2 separate regions of the Homo sapiens genome follow, and region 1 is linked to region 2. The links are chromatin contacts, found by Hi-C or POLR2A ChIA-PET in ENCODE. All regions are on one chromosome and are shown on one strand. The core of a region is the stretch at or near the end of the contact, and the rest is flanking DNA. Distances in the headings are between cores, read along the strand shown. Region 1 has its middle 29 kb from the start of JDP2-AS1. Region 2 has its middle 20 kb from the start of FOS.

Evidence for each region. Hi-C counts contacts between places; a loop is a spot of excess contacts on that map. ChIA-PET counts read pairs that join two places held with the same protein, here RNA polymerase II (POLR2A). Pooled maps may share reads with other maps.
Region 1: a loop to region 2 is called in a pooled map, with 2.2 times the contacts of the local background. The contact joins two enhancer-like sites. A Hi-C loop is called at or near these places in 4 of 50 pooled maps. POLR2A ChIA-PET finds 5 or more read pairs at or near these places in 2 of 52 experiments (H1 and WTC11).

The regions. Positions count from the first base shown.
Region 1 is chr14:75,395,517-75,402,150 of GRCh38, forward strand. No RefSeq gene overlaps it. Among named protein-coding and RNA genes, the nearest start is that of JDP2-AS1, 29 kb to the right of the region's middle. Within about 2 kb of position 4,860, at least 26 of the 41 ENCODE cell types and tissues checked have a DNase peak (open chromatin) inside an H3K27ac peak, as active enhancers do.
Region 2 is chr14:75,255,933-75,262,449 of GRCh38, forward strand. No RefSeq gene overlaps it. Among named protein-coding and RNA genes, the nearest start is that of FOS, 20 kb to the right of the region's middle. RefSeq lists enhancers at 948-1,117, 1,012-1,511, 1,789-4,363, 2,211-3,189, 3,370-3,629. Within about 2 kb of position 3,144, at least 37 of the 41 ENCODE cell types and tissues checked have a DNase peak (open chromatin) inside an H3K27ac peak, as active enhancers do.

The DNA of each region.
Region 1 (6,634 bases), core at 3,610-6,109, 140 kb after region 2:
GTTCCCGAGTGTCCTGTTCTGTCTGTTATCGGCTATTATTGCACATTCTGTGCACCCTTCTCCCTTTGCTTCCAGGGCTGTTCTGTTTCATTTCATATTGTTGGTGTCCTGGTACCTTTCCATTTCATTAATTCATTCGACAAACATTTATCGAGCCCCCACTCAGATGGGGCTCAGGATAAGGCAGTAAACCAGCCAGACCTGGGTTTCACGCTGCTGGGGCTTACGGTCTGGTCAGGAGACAGATGTGAAACAGACAACACACCAAAGGTGTCTGATCGCAAATGGTGAAACGTGGTCCAAAGGATAGGGTCAAGGAGTGGTGAGATCACAAAAGAAGGGTCTGCCTGGGGCTTGGGGTGTCACGAGGCCTCCCTGAGGCTGTGACATTTAAGCTGAGACATGAAGGAGCCAGTCACATAGAGGGGGAGTGGGGAGAAAAGGGTTCTGGGCAGAGGAACAGCATCAGGAAAGGTGGAAGGAATGTTGGAAAGCAGATGTCACGTGTGTGTGGCTGAGGGCTGTGCATGAGCCTGAGTGGCAGGGACGGAGGGCAGGGAGGAACAGAGCTCATGCCACAGAGGGAGAAGGTGATGTCACCCTTCCTGGGCTTCCCTGGGGACAGTAGAGCATCTGGGTACTTCCAGGGAGTAGAATCCAGTGGTTACGAGCCCAGACTGGAGGCAGATCTCCTGCGGTTGATTCCTAGCTGTGCCCTTAACTAACTGTGTGACCTTGGTCATGTGATGCCTCAATTTCTAAATCTGTAAAATAGGAACAATCACAATTTTACAACTGTAAAATAGAGCTGTTGAGAGGACTGAATGAAGTAACGTGTTGGCTGTGATTAGGACAGATGATGGGGATGACGGTGATGCTGACCATGTCCTTTGGCATAAGGCACATCAGTGATTGCCCCCAGGTTGTTGATGGATACTTCTGATGCTACCCACCCAGCTCATAGGTAGCATGGGAAGTCACCCAAAGAGATGAGTCTCCGACAGCCTGTGTAAAGTATGTGACCTTGCCACCTGGTTTCCATAAACCAAGGTGAACAGTTGCCCAAGGCTTGGTCAATCAGATTATTAGAATTTTGATGACCAAGAGATAGCCAGTTGGTTTGATATGGTGCCCTGAGTGGAAGAGATACAAATGAGGAAGTGTTGGGCCAGGCACAGTGGCTCGCACCTGTAATCCCAGCACTTTGGGAGGCCGAGGTGGGTGGATCACTTGAGCCCAGGAGTTAGAGATCAGTCTGGCCAATATGGCGAAACCCCGTCTCTACTAAAAATACAAAAAAATTAGCCAGGCTTGGTGGCGCGTGCCTGAGTCCCAGCTCCTTAGGAAGCTGAGGCACGAGAATTGCTTGAACCCAGGAGGCAGAGGTTGCAGTCAGCCAAGATGGCGCCACTGCACTCCACATTCCAGCCTGGGCGACAGAGCAAGACTCTGTCTTAAAAAAAAAAAAAAAAGAAAGAAAGTGCATGTGTGAGTGTGTAGGTGGGGTGAGGTTGGGGGACTGAGAAGAAAAGCAGCTTGGTTTGCAGAGAGGAGAAAAAAACAGAGCTGCAGATTCAAAATGCAGAGATACTGCCTGGTTCCCAGTGCCTTTCCAGTTCTTGGGCTTCTATTCCTGGAGAAAGCCTGCTGGCCCTGGCTTCCATGGATATCCCAGGATTCTTCCAGGAAGCTTTCTTTGGTATTGCCTGAACAAGTTCAAGATGGCTTCTGCTGACTAAGGCATGGGTTAACACAGCCCTATCGGAAAATCTTCACGGAGAACTGCACCCCAAGCAGGTGGACATTCTCCTTTTTCTCCTTCAGATCAATGGACAATTTGAAAGTGTATGTATTGTATTTCTCCTGGAGGTCCAAATACAAAACCCCTCTCTGAAGCCTTTCAAGAAGGCTTGGTATGGCTGAAATGTGGTTCTCTGCTGCTGATAAAAGTGATCATGTACCTGTGGGTGGTCTGCTGCCTTAGCTAGGTACTGAAGCCTGGATCCCAGAGACATTCCTTTCAGACTTCCTGAGCACCTCCTGATTCCTGTTCTCATTCCTTCTGGGCTGACCCATGCTCTGTGCTGAGCTTTATACCTATTCTGGTTGCAGATAAGGTAATTTAACAAATAAGGTGAGAGATTCCAGTGAGCAAAAGACAGACAGACAGACAGACAGAGCCAGAGGCAGAGTTAGAGTCTAGACCTTGGTGGGTGAGTGTGAGCTCAGTTTCTAATCATCTCTCAGCTTTACATGGCTCAGTAATCTGATATTATCAGTTCAGACAGAGGGGACAAGGCCCAGGGAAGCACTGTCCAACAGAAATATAGTGTGAGCCATAAATGTAACTTAAAATTTTCTAGTAGTAACATTTTAAAAAGTAAAAAGCATATGTTAACCCAATATAGCTAAACCATTATTATTTCAACATGTAATTAATATAATTTTTTTAAGAGAGACAGAGTCTTGCTCTGTTGCCCAGGCTGGAGTACAGTGGCGTGATCATAGCTCATTGCAGCCTCAACCTCCTGGCTTCAGGTGATCCTCCCACCTCAGTCTCCCAAGTACCTTGGACTATGGGTACACATCACTGTGCCAGCTAATTTTTTTTTTTAGAAATGGTATCTTGTTATGTTGCCCAACTTTAAGAGACAAGCGAGACGTCATCTCTAAAAAAAAAAAAAAAAAAAAAAGAGAGAGAGAGAGAGAGAAATGCATTTCTCTTATGTAAATGCTTAGGTAGGTCTTGAGGGCTACTGATATGGCTCTTTGTGCAATATTTAACCCAAGTTCCTTCTATCTGTTGGTCCACCATGCATGGGCTATATTTCCAAATTCCACAACAGTCCAAGATGACTGCTCCAGCTCCAGCCAGTGCGACCACCTTCCAGCCTGCAGAAAAGGAAAAGGGAAGAAGGACACACTACCACCTTTTCATGGCACTTCCAAAAAGTTACACACATATTACTTTTATTTACATCCATTTGTCGGGATTTAGTCATATGGCCCTATCTAGCTGCAAGGGAGGCTGAGAAATGTACTCTGTGTTCTAGGTGACCAAGTCGCTGGCTAAAATTCAGGGATTCTGTGACTAAGGAAGAAAATAGCGAGGAAGCAACTGATAGTGTTGGTCTCAGAGACCAAACCATGCTAATGAAATGCAGATTCTCTGGTAAACCAGAAGGCCAAGTTATTCAAGAACAGTAAGACTATAATTGTCAGCCAGATGAGAGTGCCTGAGTTGGCTGACCATTTCAATCTCTTCCCAGTAGGCTAGTCTAAATGGTTAGAAGATTAATGGATCGGACTATGAGAGCCTGATAGGTCCCTTTCCATTTCAGGACCTACAAACCTGCCAGGAGAACTAAAACATTCCTGCCAGCCTGGGAGGGAGCCCTTTTTCTGGGATGATGCTAGAGATGCTTGGACAAACTCTGGCCCCTCAACATTTCTTTACCTGAACCCATCCTAGCTTTATACACTACAATTCTACTTATATTTGTTACATTTTAGATGTTGGGAAGAGATTTTGAAGACATACTAGCTCTTTGTTGTGAACTTGGGATTTGCTATTGTCTCATCAGCAGTGTTCATTAACTTGATAAACATTTATTGAGCACCTACTTTTTGCCAGGTATTGCATTATGCTAGGAGTGAATAAGAACCTGTCCTTAAGTTGACTGCAGTATCTAAAGAATAGGGAAAGTGATGGGCAAGCATTTGAGAAATGAGTAGGCATTCACTGAGCAAGAGGAATGAAAAGCCATCCCAGGTGAAGGGAAGGCATGTGCAAAGGCTTGGGAGACACCAAAGAACATGACGTGTTTGGGAAAAAGAAGTAGCTGGGTGGGGCTTGTCGGGAGGAGATGCTGGAAGGGTGGCCTCTTCAGCATCCATTCTCTCTCAGTAACTACCCCATTTTCCTTGGGGTATCCACCCTCCCTACACTTCCCATATTTTTTGGAGGAAGTCGACTCCACCCTGGCCTAGGCTTGGGGTAAATAGCCCCAGTATAGACTAATCAGCAAAATCCCTTCTTGCCTGCAGATGGGCAAATGACCCAATTCTGACCTGAGAGACTGGAGAAGACTTTGCTGGCAGGTTCAGGGAAAGAAGCTCTCTCCCTTTCTCCTTCTATACAGCATGGAGCATAGGTGTGAAAACAGGAATTGTGGCAGCCGTTTTCTCACCATGAGAAAAGCCTGCCTGAGCATGAAGACAACACCATGGAGGGCAGAGAGGAAAACACCAAGAAGAAGAAGGGGTTTTGATGACATTGTGGTGCTATTGAGTCAAACCTACACTGAAGCCTCCTTGAGCCCTCGGCTTTAGGCAGCTTGGGGCTGCAATGTGAAGGACCTTGGGGCTTAGCTTTTATTCTGGGGCAATGGGAAACAATAGACAGCTTCAAGGAGGGGGGCAAGCCCACTGGACCTGAATTGTAGGAAGTTGTCTGCAGTGCTGAGTGCAAAGAGCCTGGGCCAAAGCCAGAAATGAGGACCTGAGCCAAGACAGGAGAAGAGGAAAGAGTCTGAGAGCCACTTGGGTGACAGAAGCCAGACTAACTGGATTAAGAGGGCATGAGGAAGAGGGTGTGTGCTTTAGGAAGAGGCTAAAACTCTTAGCCTGACTACATGAATGGAGAAACTCCCCTTCCCCCTTCTTTTGCCTCTATCACTGTCCCCCTGGGAAATCATGTCCACTGCCAAACCCTGTATTCTCCTCTTCTGCAGATTCATGCCTCTGATTACAATTCTTTATGGGCATGCCTGGTCCTTTGGAGCAGGGACCATGCCTCGTCATCTTCACATCCCCAGGGACTAGCCTGGCACATGGTTGGCACCGGGTCAAGGCTGACTTGGATTGAGTTCTCGCTGAGCTAGGCATGAGCTGCACCCTCCCCCTGCCCCCAGGGCTTAGTCATCTGTTTCATAAGCAGCTTCCAAAAGCTGCAGCCCCAATACCCAGCTTCCTTGTTGTTGGCAGGTGTTGGCAGCCCTGAGTGCCAGAACGCCAGGGAGCCAGCCACTGGGAACATGCTAGGGTGGTGAGCAGGAGCCAACTAATCAGGGCTCATATACATTTACGAGAGGCGTGTGTGTGCTCCCCAGGAGAGCTGTAACGACACTCCCTTTCCAGGAAACACAAACCAGGCCTCTTTCCTTTCTTTTTTCTCACCTGTCCTGTCTTGTGGCCAGAAGCACATTCATTGGCTTTCCATGCTTCTAAAATAAATCAAATTGGGGGCCACACCCTTCCAAGCTACTTTAGGTTTGCTCCGTGGAAGCTTTAACCCCTTATCATCCCACCAGGCCTGAAATGCTTGGGTTCCAATTTACAAAAATATTAACTTTTTATGTCCTTTCAGAAGAAGGATCTCAGTTTTCCTGATGTCTGCTCCCCTGCCCTGGAATTTCTCCCTCTGCTCATAATTCATCCCAAGGATGTTGACTTCTGTGTTTTGGGATGGTCAGGGGCTAAGTGGCATGGAGGGCAAATAGATTAACCTTTTACCAACTTTCCAAAGCCCTTCCTCCTTGTTCTTTTTTGTTTTTGTTTTTTTGAGATGGAGTCTCACTCTGTCACCCAGGCTGGAGTGCAGCAGCATGATCTCATCTCATTGCAACTTCCGCCTCCCAGGTTCAAGTGATTCTCCTGCCTCAGCCTCCTGAGTAGCTGGGACTACAGGCGCATGCCACCACGCCCAGATAATTTCTGTATTTTTAGTAGAGATGGGGTTTTGCCATGTTGGCCAGGCTGGTCTCAAACTCCTGACCTCATGATCCACCCACCTCGGCCTACCAAAGTGCTGAGATTACAGGCGTGAGCCACTGCGCCTGGCCCTTCCTTGTTCTTTTTATCTCGGCCTCCTCTGGGCTTTTGGAAGGCCTCTTCTTTCTCTAACCCCAAGGTTTTCCTCATTACTCCTCCAAGATTTCAAGGTTTTCCTCTTGTCAGTTTCGTTATGGAAACTCCTGGTTCCCCGCTAGCCTGCGCTCCTCAGTAGGGCTCTGAAACTCAGCTCTCATCTGCCCCAGTGTTATGTTGTTTTTTTCCCTGTCGCTATGGCAGGGATTAAGACAGGAGCCAGGGAAGAAGGGCGGGGGGAGGAAAGTGAGCACGGAAAGGCAGAAGAACGATGGGAGAGAGCCTGATTGGAGGGTGTCAGAGCTGAAGGAAACCGACAGAGAAATGGGCTGAGTGTGTCAAGGGAAGGAAGAGGGATTTGTTTTTCGTTGTTCTATTTTGGTTTTGGTTTTATAGTTTGGATTTGTTTCCAGAGATGAAGAGAAATGTACTTAGTGCTGAATCTCCCCCAACATAGAGTCATGGCTAAAGAAATCCCTCTCGCATCGTCAGTAATCCAGGGGCAATCTTTAGATCCCAGATGGAATAGGGAAAACTCTCAAAAAAGCTTCCAGTTATTCTCAATTCACTTTATGGACAAGCCTGCCCAGTCAGTGTGACAAAGTGACCCAGTACCACTCTGAGACCAGGCAAGCCCTGCCCTTTGGAGATCCCTTCCCCGCAGGCCTCCCTTTGTCCCTGGGGCGAGGGGGTCCTCAGGGCTGAGGGTGATGCCCAGACAGAGTCTATGCCCACACCCACCCCTTCCAGCCCATGCTCCATACTC
Region 2 (6,517 bases), core at 1,894-4,393:
GCAACCTCTGCCTCCCGGGTTCAAGTGATTCTCCTGCCTCAGCCTCCCTAGTAGCTGGGATTACAGGCATGCGCCACCATGCTTGGCTAATTTTGTATTTTTAGTAGAGACGGGGTTTCACCATGTTGGTCAGGCTGGTCTCGAACTCCTGACCTCAGGTGATCCGCCTGCCTTAGCCTCCCAAAGTACTGGGATTACAGGCAAGAGCTACCATGCCAGGCCTAAAATGGGTTATTTCTGTGCCTAGAGGTAAATTGCATCAGTGCTTTCCCATCTGAAACAAAACACAAACCACTTCATTTCCATGTCAAAAACTGATTCAATCTAATCTACCCATAAATCAGGCTTTCTCATTAACCTGAATTTGAAGTTTCTCTCTTTTCCAGCTGCTTTTATGCTCTAGGTGGAGTTTAGAAAAGAGAAGTCTAGCTTAACCATTCGTTGACAGAAAAAAGTAGAAATTGTCATTTCTTCCCTGAAAATACCAGAATTAGTAAATTGCTACCTTGCCCATAATCCTGTAATAAGCAGAATCTGCATTATGGTTGGATATATAGCATGAATCTCAACTACTATCTGGGTTTTTGTTTTTATTTTTATTTATTTATTTATTTTTGAGACTGAGTCTCACTTTGTTGCCCAGGATGGAGTACAGTGGCGCAATCTCGGCTCACTGCAACCTCGGCCTCCCAGGTTCAAGTGATTCTCCTACCTCAGCCTCTTAAGTAGCTGGGATTACAGGTGTGCGCCACCACGCCCGGCTAAATTTTTTGTATTTTTAGTAGAGACGGGTTTTCACTATGTTGGCCAGGCTGGTCTCGAACTCCTGACCTTAGGTGATCCACCCGCCTCAGCCTCGCAAAGTGTTGGGATTACAGGCGTAAGCCACTGCGCCCGGCCAATATTTTTTTCTTTTTTCTTTTCTCCTTTTTTTTTTTTCTTTTTTTGAGTCAGAGTCTGTCGCCCAGCCTGGAGGGCAGTGGTGGGATCTTGGCTCACTGCAATCTCTGCCTTCCAGGCTCAAGCAATTCTCCTGCCTCAGCCTCCTGAGTAGCTGGGACTACAGGCCTGCACTACCACACCTGGCTAACTTTTGTATTTTTAGGAGACAGGGTTTCACCATGTTGGCCAGGCTGGTCTCGAACTCCTGGCTTCAAGTGATTCGCCTGCCTCCCAAAGTGATGGGATTACAGGCGTGAGCCACTGTGCCCGGCCAGGGTTTTTTTTTCCTGAAGGGCTGATCATGGCTTTGTTCCACTCACTGTGCCCTTCTTCCTCTGCTTGGAACTGGACAGAAGTTCCAATAAGCTACTGTCTTCTATTAAGTAAGGACCAGACATGAAAAACTTTATGGTGGGGATGAGTGGATGGGGCAAGGGTTTGGGGAGCAATGATCAACTGGGTAAAATCCTGGGGAGTGGCAATTGAGTGGGAAGGGAGTCAAGAAGTGTTTAGGGAAGGATGTCGGGGAAGTGAGTAATAGGTAGGTCAGAGGATGGAGCAAGGGAATGTTGAAAGGCAACGGATATGCTCTGTGGACAGGTGGCAAAATATCTGAATGGGGGCCCAGGGAGGGCTACTATGGAGTAACAGGGAAGGGACCCTGAGGTGCTGATTTCTCAGAGATAGACAATGGGATTGGATATGTGTTGGTGGAGGAATGCAGAAAGCCCAGGCCAACTCCGAATGCCATTCATTTACATGAAATCCCTCTTTATGCCTCCACCATCTGCAACAGACTATGTGCTCACCCAAATGGCTTGCTTTTAATTCCAGCAAATAATATCCCCTCTGCTTTCCCCCAAATACAAAAGACACCATTTAAATTCAGCCAGGATGGAAGATCATGATATTTGGAGAAAATTCAAAGTCTGGGCCGCTCAGCTGTGCCTTATCATTCAAAAGTTACATTTTGTTCAGGTTGGCTGGCTTCACATGGTCATCTCAACTTTTCACTCCTGTTTCTTTCTTCTTTTTTTTTGAGACAGAGTCTCGCTCTGTCGCCCAGGCTGGAGTGTGCAGTGGCGCGATCTTGACTCACTGCAACCTCCGCCTCCTGGTTTCAAGCGATCCTCCTGCCTCACCCTCCCGAGTAGCTGGGATTACAGGCGCCCGCCACCAAGCCTGGCTAATTTTTATTTTTATTTTTTATTTTTTAATTAGAGAGGAGGTTTCGCCATGTTGCCCAGGCTGGTCTTGAACTCCTGACTTCAGGTGATCCACCTGCCTCAGCTGCCCAAAGTGCTGGGATTATAGGCCTGAGCCACCCTGCCTGGCCCTCTCCTCTGTTTCTTGACCTGGTTTTGTTTACAATTTGTTGCTGCAATCTTCCTATAACTGTTTCCAGAGTTGTGTGACGAAAAGGGAGGCTGGCACGCAGAGAGATTTCTCACACTCTGTTGGCTTGTGCAGTTGAGACAAAATTAAGCAATGTAGAAATTTAAGCTTCAGTTTTTAATGACCTAGGTTTTTCCAGGCCTTCCCATTTTGGAGTATCACAGTACTCAGGGATTTCTGAGTTTTCTCTCCCTTCCAGAGGAACTATTCTTGAATGGGATTATTAAGCACCCCTTCCTCAATTCTTCAACAAAGCTCCGAGGAATGAATGTCTCAAGTTCTGCTGCTTTTAAAGTATAAAAGATAAATTCAAAGTTCCTTATGCTTCTCCTTTCTGGGAGAATTCTGGGTTTTACTCCAACAGTGGGAAAGTTTTCTAAGCTGGTTTTGCTCCTGTCTCATGGGCAAGGCAGTTTGGTCGGTGGCTGTTCTGTGGGCTGCTGTCTGGAGGAGACGGTCGGTGGAGACGGTCGGTCGGGGAGGTCACCCTGACAATTATGGCCAACTGACGGTGGAGGGAGTGGTCTCGGTTTGGCCCTCAGTCTGGAGTCACAGTCTGGATTCACAGGCAGCGCAGAGAGATGTTGGCTCAGGACCTGAGGCTGAGGCGTGCTGGGACAGCCTAGGGGGTGTCCTGGCTTTCCAGGGGCTGGGGAACCCTCTCTGGCCCGGGGGCGGGAGAAGCTGTTCCAGAATCGGTTCTGGCTCCACTGCCACCTCAGCACTTTCTAATTGCAGCTCCAAACAGCCGCAGCTGCAGTCATAGCAACAGGCCCCGCCCACCGGGCTTCGCTCCTGGCGTCCAGCACGTGACGGCGACGCCTGCGTCGCTCCCTCAGCCCCTGGCGCTAAGGGAGGCGGGGAAGTGTGGGGGGATGACGTTTACTCTGTCGTCTCCATGGATATAATGCATAGACGTCAACGTCGCCAGTGTTTGGTGTGTAACGTTCTTCCGTCTCCATGGGAACGTCAGGCGGCCAAACACCGGGCCCCAGCAACAGGCTTCTGATTGGCCCGAGGCTTCCAAAGGCGGAGCTTCGTCTCCCGCGCCCGCTCGACTGTGTTGCTGTTTTGGTTGTTGTCTCCCACTTGTTTATTTCTCTAACAGATCCTGGAGGCTGAGGTCTAGATCGGTCGCCAAGGATGGGATCCAGGAGAAAACGTGCTGAACGTGCAGCTTGCTCCTACCGATTACAGCCCAGCAGATGACATAGTTCCACTGTGCTCTAGTCCATTGTGGGAATTATGGCCCTCATGCCCGGCGTCTGTCACAACCCAATATTTGGTGTTATAACCCCTGCTCCCACCCCCCAGCACATCTCAGAAGTGCCGTTACCCTCTCAGTCACATCCCAGAAACTGTGTTGCCTTCACGGTTACTCTTGTTTATGCTTGAGAGCACTCGGAGGCCTTTCCATATCTAAAGCCTGCATTCAGTGCTACCCCCTGCAGGATTTGGATACATTTCCCCGTCTGGTCCTAATTCTGTTGAATGACATCATTTATCCGTATTCCCACCCAGAGATGGGCAGATTTCTTGTAACCTGAATAGATACCAAAGAATCCCAAAGGACCTGGGTGGGTACTTCTATTTATGGGCTCATTGGATCTTATTCTTTCCTCTCCGCCTGTTTTAATTCAAATCGGGGGGACCATTTGATTTCTCCAATAGAAACAGAAAGAAATTGAAGACAGAGATGAACACAGATCAAGAGCCCAGGTTTCTTGATATCTAATACTAATATACTGATGGAGTTAAACATTCCAAGGTACGAATGTGTCCAGAAACAGTTTTAACCTTACCCTGGGTTTCCATCAGTGAAACCAAGTTAACATCTGGCAAAAGATAGCGATCTAGCCTCAGGGGTTTCAGTCAAGTTGCGCTTAAAAGAATGCCTTAAAATCTGTAGTTATGGTGTCAAATATAATAAATCTTCACCAGCTCATGCACGTACAAGTCTGAAATGTTTCATAAAAGGTTTAGATGACCTGATAACATGTTTCTAAAACCCAGAGAGAAAGAGAGAGACTGATACAAACGTCAAGTTAAAAACAAGAAAGTAAAATTAGTTTCATAGATTGGGGTTGATAAGGGGAATCTCTGTCCTCTATGCTCTAATCTTAGCCCACTACCTCCTTTCCTCTATCTCCTCTGGTGGATATGCTTGCTATCTGTCCTCCCCTCCGACTCTTTGGCTAGCCTTATAGCCTATAATTTCCTTCAGAGATGTAGTGAAATTAAATGAAATTAAGAGCCTGCTTAATGCAAACAGGACCAAAGGGCACAGCTCTTTATCGTAATGAACTTCATTCTGATTAAGTCAGGGACTGCAAGTGCTTACTATTTACCCAGTAAATATATTAAATTGCTAGGCTAGTCTCCCTTCTGTCCTGACACTGCCAGGGAATATTTGAAAGTCGGATATAAGATCCATTTTAGACCATCAAACATCCCTTCTAATTCTATCATCTCTCTTTATGTTTCCAGGAATATAGCATGTCTTGGTCTCTGAGAGCCAATATATCTGGGTTACACTGAAAGAGGAATAACGAGATAATATTTACACTGTACATTGAAGATGACCTGAAAAGCTGGAAGAGGTGACTGAGGGCATTTTCTCAGTGTGGATGAAGAAGAGGGGAGGAAGGTGAAAGATGACAGAATATCTAAGTGCCTAGATTTGATTCTAGCATATGAACCCATTTTATGATTCTGTCCAAGGGCATCAGTTATAACCTCCAAATTTCCATGTCCTTCTCCATCTCCCAGTCTTAGAATTTTTTTTTTTTTTTTTTTTTGAGACAGAGTCTTGCTCTGTCACCCAGGCTGGAGTGTAGTGGCAGGATCTTGGCTCACTGCAACTTCCACCTCTCAGGTTCAAGTGATTCTCCTGCCTCAGCCTCCCAAGTGGCTGGGAATACAGGCGCCTGCCACAACGTCTGGCTAATTTTTGTATTTTTAGTAGAGACAGGGTTTTGCCGTATTGGCCAAGCTAGTCTTGAACTCCTGACCTCAAGTGATCTGCCCACCTTGGCCTCCCAAAGTGCTGCTGGGATTACAGGCGTGAGCCACCGCGCCTGGCCAGTTCTTTCTTTTTTTTCTTTCTCTCTCCTTTCCCTCCCTCCCTCCTTCCTTCCTTCCTTCCTTCCTTCCTTCCTTCCTTCCTTCCTTCCTTCCTTCCTTCCTTTCAATGGAATCTCGCTCTGTCACCCAGGCTGGAGTGCAATGGCGCAATCTCGGCTCACTACAACCTCCGTCTCCCAGGTTCAAGCAATTCTCCTGCCTCAGCCTCCCGAGTAGCTGGGATTACAGGTGCACACTGCCACGCCCGGCTAATTTTTTGTATTTTTAGTAGAGACGGGGTTTCACCGTGTTCCCCGGGCTGGTCTTGAACTCATGAGCTCAGGCAATCCACCTGCCTCAGCCTCCCAAAGTGCTAGGATTACAGACGTGAGCCACCACAGCCGGCCAGGCCAGTTCTTTCTTTTTGTTTGACCCAAACATGGTCATGGGCCATGATGTGGGACCCAGCGAATTTTTAGTCTAGGAAATACCAAATAGATATCGTTTTGATTGTATCGTGAGAAGCAGTTTGTTTCATATATGCTTGCATGCGCACACACATGCATATTCTTTTGCTGCCTTGTGTTTCGGCTGAGCCTCTCTGTTTAGATGACCAGATTCAACATAAGGACCATGATGTCCTTCTATGTTGCTGACTTCCTTAAACCACAAGATGATTAATTTCCCCAACCTATTTCCTCATCTATAAAATGGGGTCTGGACAACTCACTGACCCCACACGTTTGCTTTGACCCAAGAGGATTGCAATGATACAGTGATTATTAGTTGGTGGTGTGGAAATACTAAATGCTGCATAAATGCTTGATTATTATTTGTGGGTATATTTTCCCTCAACACCTCTCCATCTTAGTGCTGAGTGAAGCCTCCACTTGCCAGGTTTCCCTGGCAAAGAAGAGGCCTTGGCCCAGGCCAGGATGTGTAGGAGCTGTGACCTACCTGGCCTTTCAAGGCCCAGGTTCACACTATCCTCCTTCACATCTCAGCCATGATAGAATTCACTCTTCCACTCATGCTGGCTAACATGGTGAAACCCCATTTCTACTAAAAATACAAAAAATTAGCCAGGTGTGGTGGCACATGCCTATAATCCCAGCTA